Regions from separate parts of the Mus musculus genome. Here regions 1 and 3 are each linked to region 2. The links are chromatin loops, found by intact Hi-C in ENCODE. Cell type or tissue: left cerebral cortex. All regions are shown on one strand.

The links. Peaks named below come from ENCODE experiments on the same cell type or tissue, not always from the same donor. Only the 100,000 strongest peaks of a DNase experiment are listed, where the experiment ranks them.
Region 1: a loop joins it to region 2, with 2.6 times the contacts of the local background. A loop is called at or near these places in 2 of 42 quality-filtered maps.
Region 3: it touches region 2 in a loop (1.9-fold over the local background); 2 of 42 quality-filtered maps call a loop at or near these places.

The regions. Positions count from the first base shown.
Region 1 is chr2:49,694,054-49,696,553 of GRCm38, forward strand. Kif5c (kinesin family member 5C) reads left to right here. Exons shown (of 26, transcript NM_008449.3): 6 at 1-2; 7 at 715-802. Among named protein-coding and RNA genes, the nearest start is that of Gm46738, 52 kb to the right of the region's middle. In left cerebral cortex, no CTCF peak of the experiment used is centred here; DNase peaks (open chromatin) are centred at 1,256, 1,548 and 2,141; H3K27ac peaks cover 1,346 bases.
Region 2 is chr2:49,618,206-49,620,705 of GRCm38, forward strand. It overlaps Kif5c (kinesin family member 5C), which reads left to right and starts at 1,081. Exons shown (of 26, transcript NM_008449.3): 1 at 1,081-1,582. The coding sequence starts at 1,457. In left cerebral cortex, a CTCF peak has its summit at 1,006; DNase peaks (open chromatin) are centred at 1,068, 1,788 and 2,163; H3K4me3 peaks cover 1,746 bases; H3K27ac peaks cover 1,640 bases.
Region 3 is chr2:49,678,483-49,680,982 of GRCm38, forward strand. Kif5c (kinesin family member 5C) reads left to right here. Exons shown (of 26, transcript NM_008449.3): 3 at 1,683-1,756. Among named protein-coding and RNA genes, the nearest start is that of Kif5c, 60 kb to the left of the region's middle. In left cerebral cortex, no CTCF peak of the experiment used is centred here; a DNase peak (open chromatin) is centred at 1,151.

The DNA of each region.
Region 1 (2,500 bases), 76 kb after region 2:
AGGTATGCAAAGACTTGGGGCAATGCAGCTAACTTTTCTCTGGTCTGTGCAAATACTGCATGAGATGCTATAAAGAGTATCCAAAGGCATAGTTTATCTATAACATTGATATAAGTATAAAAAACCCCAACAGCCAGTATTTAGGTTCTTCAACTGTAGCTTTCCTGTATGTAAATTATTATTATTATTATTATTATTTGTTGCTGAGAATCTAATCCAGTGCTTCATGTATAAGTTATGAGCTATTATACTCAGCCCTCTTTATGAAATCTATTATTTAAGTACTACTACTTAGTATATAAAAGAGGTTTTGGGATTGAATGCAGTGGTGTATGCTCTGAACCTCACCGAAGCCTATTGTGGCCTTGTCTATTGTGCTGAAATGATGAATGATGGAGGGTGAGGCAGTACATTCTCATTTCCTCCCCTCTCATAAGTTTTCTTCTTTTAATTTCTGGCTCCTGAAAGCATTGCTTTAGGGTATGAACAGGAGCTTAAAAAGCATTTCTTCCAGCTTTCCCAGGGCTGGCTGGCTCATACTTCTCTTTAATGTAGAATCCAAGCCCCAGGCAAGGGGGAAGCACTGTTGGTCAGCATCATTGCCTTTCTGTTTAGCTGTACCTTTAGGGGGAGAAAGGATGCTTAGCTGCTTTGAGATGCTGTTGCTTTGCAACCGCTGTAATGGCCAACCTGCCCTACCTTTGACTCTTGCAGGGGTGCACCGAGAGGTTTGTGTCAAGCCCGGAGGAGGTCATGGATGTGATCGATGAGGGCAAAGCAAACCGACACGTGGCTGTGACAAGTAAGTGTGTGTGTGTGTGTGTGGGGGGGGGAGGTGATGTCTATGCTGTTACATAGCACGGCAGTATCTGCCCTCTGTGCAGGACAGCTGGGTGACGAGGATGTGAGGGAAGGTAGCAGAGAGCAGCGAGCAGGCAGAGCCCAGGCCCTGTGCTGCGTGAGTGTATGCAGCACTCTGAGGTCTTGAAGAATTGCCTGAGATTCCTTGGGTTCTGATCAAAGTCTTAGAAAGAAAATCCAAGTTACTAAATTCATGCCAAACACAAGGAAAAACAGTTGGGGCTCTACCTCTGTAGAGAGAGAATAATGCAAAGAGGGCATCAGAGCAGAGCAGGCGGCTTCCAAGGAGTCCCTGAAGCTGGAGAGCTCACAGCAGGCACACTCACATGAGCTAAGATGCCTGTCTCATCCCGGGGAGCTGCACGTGTTTATCAGCAAGGCAGAGGCTCCTTAAATTGACTAGCACTGTCCTTTCAGAGGGATGTGGGCAGAGGAGTGTAAGTTCACTCAGAGCTGAAGGAACTAAGAATTTCAAGTTCGGAAGAGAAAAAAAAAATCAGGAGAGGATGTGTGCGCTGCAGTTCATTGATGCTCTGGGTTCTGATGTTGAGGAAGATGCAATGTGCTGCAGGCTAGGCACGCAGGCTTGACCAACTGTCAGGACTCTAAGCCTGGGAGCTGCCCCAGGAAAAGCCTGCTGCTGAGGAAGGGAGCGAAGGTATTGTATAGAAGAGATTCAAGCAGTAGTTGGTGGCTGGTCTAGACCCTTCTAGGAGCAGGTCTGAGGCTCCTGTGTGAATGGGCTCCAGCTCTGTGACTCAGAATCCTCTTCTACACCCACAGCCTGTGAAATGATGCTTGTATATGCATCAGTTTTCAGAGCTGACCTAGGCTTGTGTGCTGTGTAGGAAACACTGCTTCTTGCTGTTCTGCCCGAAACCCAAATGTACATGACAAACCTTTCTTGCTGTGTTTCCTAAGCTGCCAGTCATGAATTATTTACACTGTACCTGCTTCAGAGCCGAGCATGTCGAATGTTACTAGTGTCCTTAGCATTCTGTCAGGGTTTTTTTCCCACATTATTTGTACATGTGTGTGTGTGTGTGTGTGTATGTATGTATGTATGTATGTATGTATGTATGTATGTGTTTGTGCACGAGCGTGGGCATGTGTGCGTGCTCACGTGTGTACGCATGCTATGTAGATAAGCACATGGAAGCTAGGGAGAACCTACTCTTGAAAGTTTTCCTCTAACGTGTGGGTCTTGGAAATTGCCCTGGGATGCCAGGCTTGACAGCGAGCATCTTCACCCATTGAGTCATCGTACCAGCTCCGGTTTCTATTTTAGTGGGGTGAGTATATTTAACAGTGCTCTGTTGCTAAGTCCATTTGCATTGTGGGCAACATCTGACCGTGTGTCGCCACAATGCTCCATCTTCCCCAGCTGAGACCTGAACTCGGGGACCTTTGCAGCGGGTGCTTTACAGGCTGTCCCATCTCCCCAGCTCCGGTTTTAATTTTCAAGATCAGCTTGACTATTCAGGATGCTGTGAGAGTTTGTAGACTTTTAAAAGTTTAGGGTAGACTTTTCTACTTTTGTAGATAATATCATTGAGATTTTGATACAGTTGTATTTGGATAGATTATTTTGGCTTATATATGTGCATGTTTTGTGTGCCTGTGTGTATTTTATGTATGT
Region 2 (2,500 bases):
GCTTGGCAGTTTAGTAGCTTCTTGAATATAGCAAAGCAAGTTGTGCTCTTCTAAGCTCTTCATTTGTTTCAGTGGCTTTGGCCATGTTCCTATTATCTTCCATAGGGCCCCCGAGATACTTACTGATTGATGGATGGGAATGAACCAGTTCGGCAGGGCAAATGGCCCTGAGCCAATATCAGAAACAAAGCAGGACAAGTGGAATAGAAGAAGTCACAAGCAGTTAGAATCTGTTAGATTGTAAGCATGGATGTTATAGGAGAGGAGGGAGCCTACAGTAAGAAGAGAGACCTGTATGAGAACCTAGGCTTGTCTTAGATTTGATCTTCTATACAATCTGTTCATTTCTGCAGGATTCTAAACATCATTAGAAATTGATCTATGATTGCTTATAACAGAGCTCCTGTTTTCTTTCCCCCTTTTTCTTGTTTTTGTTTTCTTTTTCCTTTTTTCTTGTTTTTGATTTTGGGATTTTTTTGTCCCAAGTTGCCTTCTGAACGCTGGGATTCCAAGCATGCACCGCCACGCGACACTGAAATGTTCCTGACTTAGGACTCAAAAAACCGACTTCAACCCTCAAGCTCTAAAGTAGCATGCTAAATACGTGGGTGTGTGAATTTGTTTTCTGACTTAGCGTTGCAGTGATAAAATCCTTGATTTTGATCGGATGTGAACAATTTTGAATTACCTATGTTCAAGCATTTCCTTTATAACTGGCTTCCATGCAAATCTCATTTCCTTCCTGCTTTCCCTAGGACTCTTGCAAAAACTCTACAACACAGGGAAACGCTCTGTGGCTGTTCAGTTGTACACTGTGCTGATAAGTATTTTTCCTTTCAGGAAAAGATGTGACCTGGTTTTTTATAGAGTTTAGCTGGGAATATTAACTATGACTTCCATTCTGTTCTTGGCTTGTGGAGCCCCATCAGTCCTGCAGTTCCCGGGGGTCCTCTCAAGCTAATCCAAGCCTTGCCCTCCCACCTGCAGGTAGAGTGGCGACTACAAGTCCCGGGATGCGCCGCGCTTACACCCAGGGTGAGGCGGATCTCTGCAGTGACGTCACCGTGCCGAGGCGGGGCAGAGGGGCGGGCCTGGAGGTGCCGGAGCACGGTGGTGCTGATGCAGGATGGCTGAGCGCGACCGAGCCCGGGAGGTCTGAGCCGGGCGGGGATTGCTCCCTGAGCATCGCCTAGTCCGCCCGCCTCGTGGTTGCGGGCAGGTGGGCCGGGGGCGCAGGACCGGGCTGGAGGTCAGCAGCAGGGCGGCCCACCTGATACGCTGCTCTCCTTCCCGGCGGCGGAGCTGCGGGGCGTCCAGCGCAGGCTTGAGATGACCTGCTGAGAAGCTGCGGGAGGCGGCCTAGCAGCGGGCAGCGGTTGGTTCGCGGCCTCCTCGGTGGCGCTGCCCAGCCGGGCCCCCCACCCCATCCCTGTGCCCCCTCCTGCTGCGGCCCGAGATGGCGGATCCAGCCGAATGCAGCATCAAAGTGATGTGCCGGTTCCGGCCCCTCAACGAAGCGGAGATCCTCCGCGGGGACAAATTCATCCCCAAATTCAAAGGCGAGGAGACGGTGGTGATCGGGGTAAGTGGCCTTGGTGTCTTGCCCCTCCTCCGGCTTTGCACCATAGCCTGAGTGGGGATCTTCCGGACGCTACCTCCGACATCCCAGCGGGGCTGGGTTCGCGGGTGGATCGTAAAAGAGCCCTTGCCTGGTGACTCCCCCGCGGCGGTGGTGGCGCGGGGCGGCGGGGGAGTGCGAGGTCCGCCATTGTTCGCGGGTGGGGGCTCGGGTGGGCCTATTGTTCCCACTCTAGCCGCCGCGTGGGCAGTGTTTAGGCTTGCCAGCAAGTAGGGATGCCCAGGTCTTGGTCAAAAGTGTCAGCTCCACAACCCACAGATGCATCCAGGCATTCCAGGGTTCGATTTGTCTCAAGACCTTAGTCAAAAAGGTATGGAGGAAAGGTGCAAGAAAAACAAAATCTCCTGGGCCCTCCATAGGCGGTTTCACCTTGCTCTCTTGTGGAAGGTGAGGAGTGCTCTTGGTGTCTCTGGGAGGTCTCTTATGTTTCCTGCTTCCTATCATCCCAATTGTCCTGGATTTGTGCTTTCTGTGGACTACCCCCACCCCCACCAGGTCCTTTCTCCCTAGTGTCTGCAGATAGACTCATATGCTTCGTTCTAGATGGAGAGCAGATTCTCGAATCTGCTAAGAGAGGGAGTTCCCAAATAACCCTCTGTATCAAGAGCAGAAGTTACTTAAGCAAATCCAGAGTCTCCCTTTTGATCACCTTTCCCCACCTTTCCTCCCACAGTGTTTTCCCCAACTTAGCTCCTTCTCTGCAGCCTGGCTACGGGGAAAGGGAGGGAATACTCCCTTACAGTTCTTAAGGGAGTACACCAAAGGAAATAAACTAGTTTTGTCCGCGCCCCCTTTCTTAACCTGCTCTCCCTAGAGTGTGTGTCTCATGGTGCCCTCTTTGTATTCGAGCCGCGTGGAGAG
Region 3 (2,500 bases), 60 kb after region 2:
TGGACGTAGGCTCTGGAGTCAGGTTCCTTTAGGGTGCGGCAGGTTGCCACACTTCAGAAGAAAGGAGCGAGGTCAGAAGCTGGCTGGATGTTGGCCCAGACCAGTAAATCCTAGAGCACGACCTACACAGGAGTGTGAGGGAGGAAGGGCCTCAGTCTGAGGAGAGGTGTTTAGTTTCTAGTAAATAAAAAGCTTTCTGTTGTGACAGTGCCTGGCGTTCCAACGGCCTGAAGTTGTTTGCGTTGTGAGCATTGAACTTTAAAATCTCAACTGTAGGATGGAACCTCTTTCTTTGGGTCCCTCAAAGTACATGCTCATCATGTTCATGCTAGTGTGGAGGCGCACCACGCTGGCACTCTGACCCCAGCCCCAGGGGGATCTTTTCTCTGGGAGTTGACATTTTCATGGAAACTGAAGCTTAAACCTCTAACCCTAACACTGACTTCTTCAGTTTTCTCTCTCTTCTTTCTGCTGTTACTAGGGAAACCGCTTTCAAAAACCATTTGTAGAAGACAGATACATGTGAGTGCTCCCTTCCCCCATCTCGATACTTTTCTTCTCTGATCCCAAGTCATATTGTAACAATCTCAGAATAGTAAAATAGGTATGCTTTTTTTTTTCTTTTTTTCCTTTTGTAAACCTAGCAAGAAAAACAAACCACCATCAACACCCCCCCACCACCACCACAGTCAGCACAAACAGGTTCAGAGAGGAGAGGGAACCACCCCAATCTGAAATACATGGAGGTGACGGCCTGGCACACTTTCTCACATGGCCCCAAGTAGCATCCTCTATTCAGGGCACTTCTTGCCCTCACCATCAACCACATTAAGAATTCCTCCCTTGGTGCAGAGTGGTGGGTCAAGGATATTAATTATGCATTGTTTCCCTTTCTGTGATGGTTGTAGAGAGGAGGGGGAGGCAGGAGGGAATATGTTTTAATCACCTCTGCTGCTCTGAAAGAATTCCCACCGATGATCTTCAGCTCTGCAACATAAAGCAGCCCCCACCCGCACGGCTCCCCTCCTCCCTGTGTGAAACCGAAGCCAGCCTGCCTCGCGTGTGGGCTTTCACCGTGCACTTATTGTGTAATTAAGAGAAATTCCTGATGCTGATGGGTCCAGGCTATCCTCCTAGTGAGGCAGTGAAAGAAAACCAGAGGCATTAAATTTAAGTCAGGCCTGCTAGTTTCCAGGGTGATTGGAGCTCGGTTTGCAGTGTGGTGCCTTTCGCTCCCCTAGTTCTAGTCTGTTGTGATGGGACTTCCGTGAGGCCTTCATGGGAAATGGTCCAAAGGATCCAGAGTTAAGCTGACCGAGACCAAACCTTCAGGCACCACATTCTATTCTAATCTCCAGAAACTGCAAGTCTGCTGGCTTTTCCTCTCCAAGAATCTCAAGAGACTAACACCTAGGCGAAAGCTTCACGTAGCCGAAAAAGACTCTTCCCCTGGAGTCCCGCAGTCTGCAGAAATGAGAGACCCTTTCTCCTTATTTGTGGGACAGCAGACTCTCCTTTCTTTTCTTATTTCACAATCATACTTAAAGCACATGCAGTTGGCACATATCATTTTTGTAAGAAGACAGAGATGGGCCATTAGGAACTGCAACCTTACATCATACAACCAAGGCCAGTGTAGGAGCAGCATAATGAATTAATGTTCATCTCTCTTGTGCTTGCAGATGTCCTTGAGGGTTATAATGGAACAATTTTTGCATATGGGCAGACTTCATCAGGAAAAACTCATACCATGGAGGTAAGTTTGCACTGTCGGTGTCTGAGGTGTGAGAGCGTCAGCAAAGCGTGAGATGGGTGTGACAGCAGAGGTGGTTAGGTTCAGCCAGACTCTTCTGTCCTTGGGGAGTTTTAAAGTGCCAATGAGCAGTAAAATCTCAAGAATTTAGTTTTTAAAAAACCTTGGTTGAGCTGTCTGTCCAAGTGAAAAAATAAATTTCATTTAAAAAAATAGTCAGATAGCTTTTGGCTGCCACAGCCATCTTCCAGTAACTCACCAAAATGATGAACACAAAGGGAAAGAGGAGAGGCACCTATGTTCTCTAGGCCTTTTAGGAAACATGGCATTGTTCCTTTGGCCACATACATGTGAATCTACAAAAAGGATGATATTGTAAACATAAAGGGAATGGGCACTGTTCAAAAAGGAATGCCCCATAAGTGCTACCGCGGCAAAACTGGAAGAGTCTACAATGTCACCCAGCATGCCGTGGGCATCATTGTAAATAAGCAAGTTAAGGGCAAAATTCTGGCCAAGAGGATCAATGTGCGGATTGAACACATCAAGCACTTGAAGAGCAAAGACAGCTTCCTGAAGTGGGTGAAGGAGAACGACCAGAAGAAAAAGGAAGCCAAAGAGAAGGGCGCCTGGGTTCAGCTGAAGCGCCAGCCTGCGCCACGCAGAGAAGCGCACTCTGTGAGGACTAACGGAAAAGAGCCTGAGCTGTTGGAGCCCATTCCATATGAATTCATGGCCTAATGTACA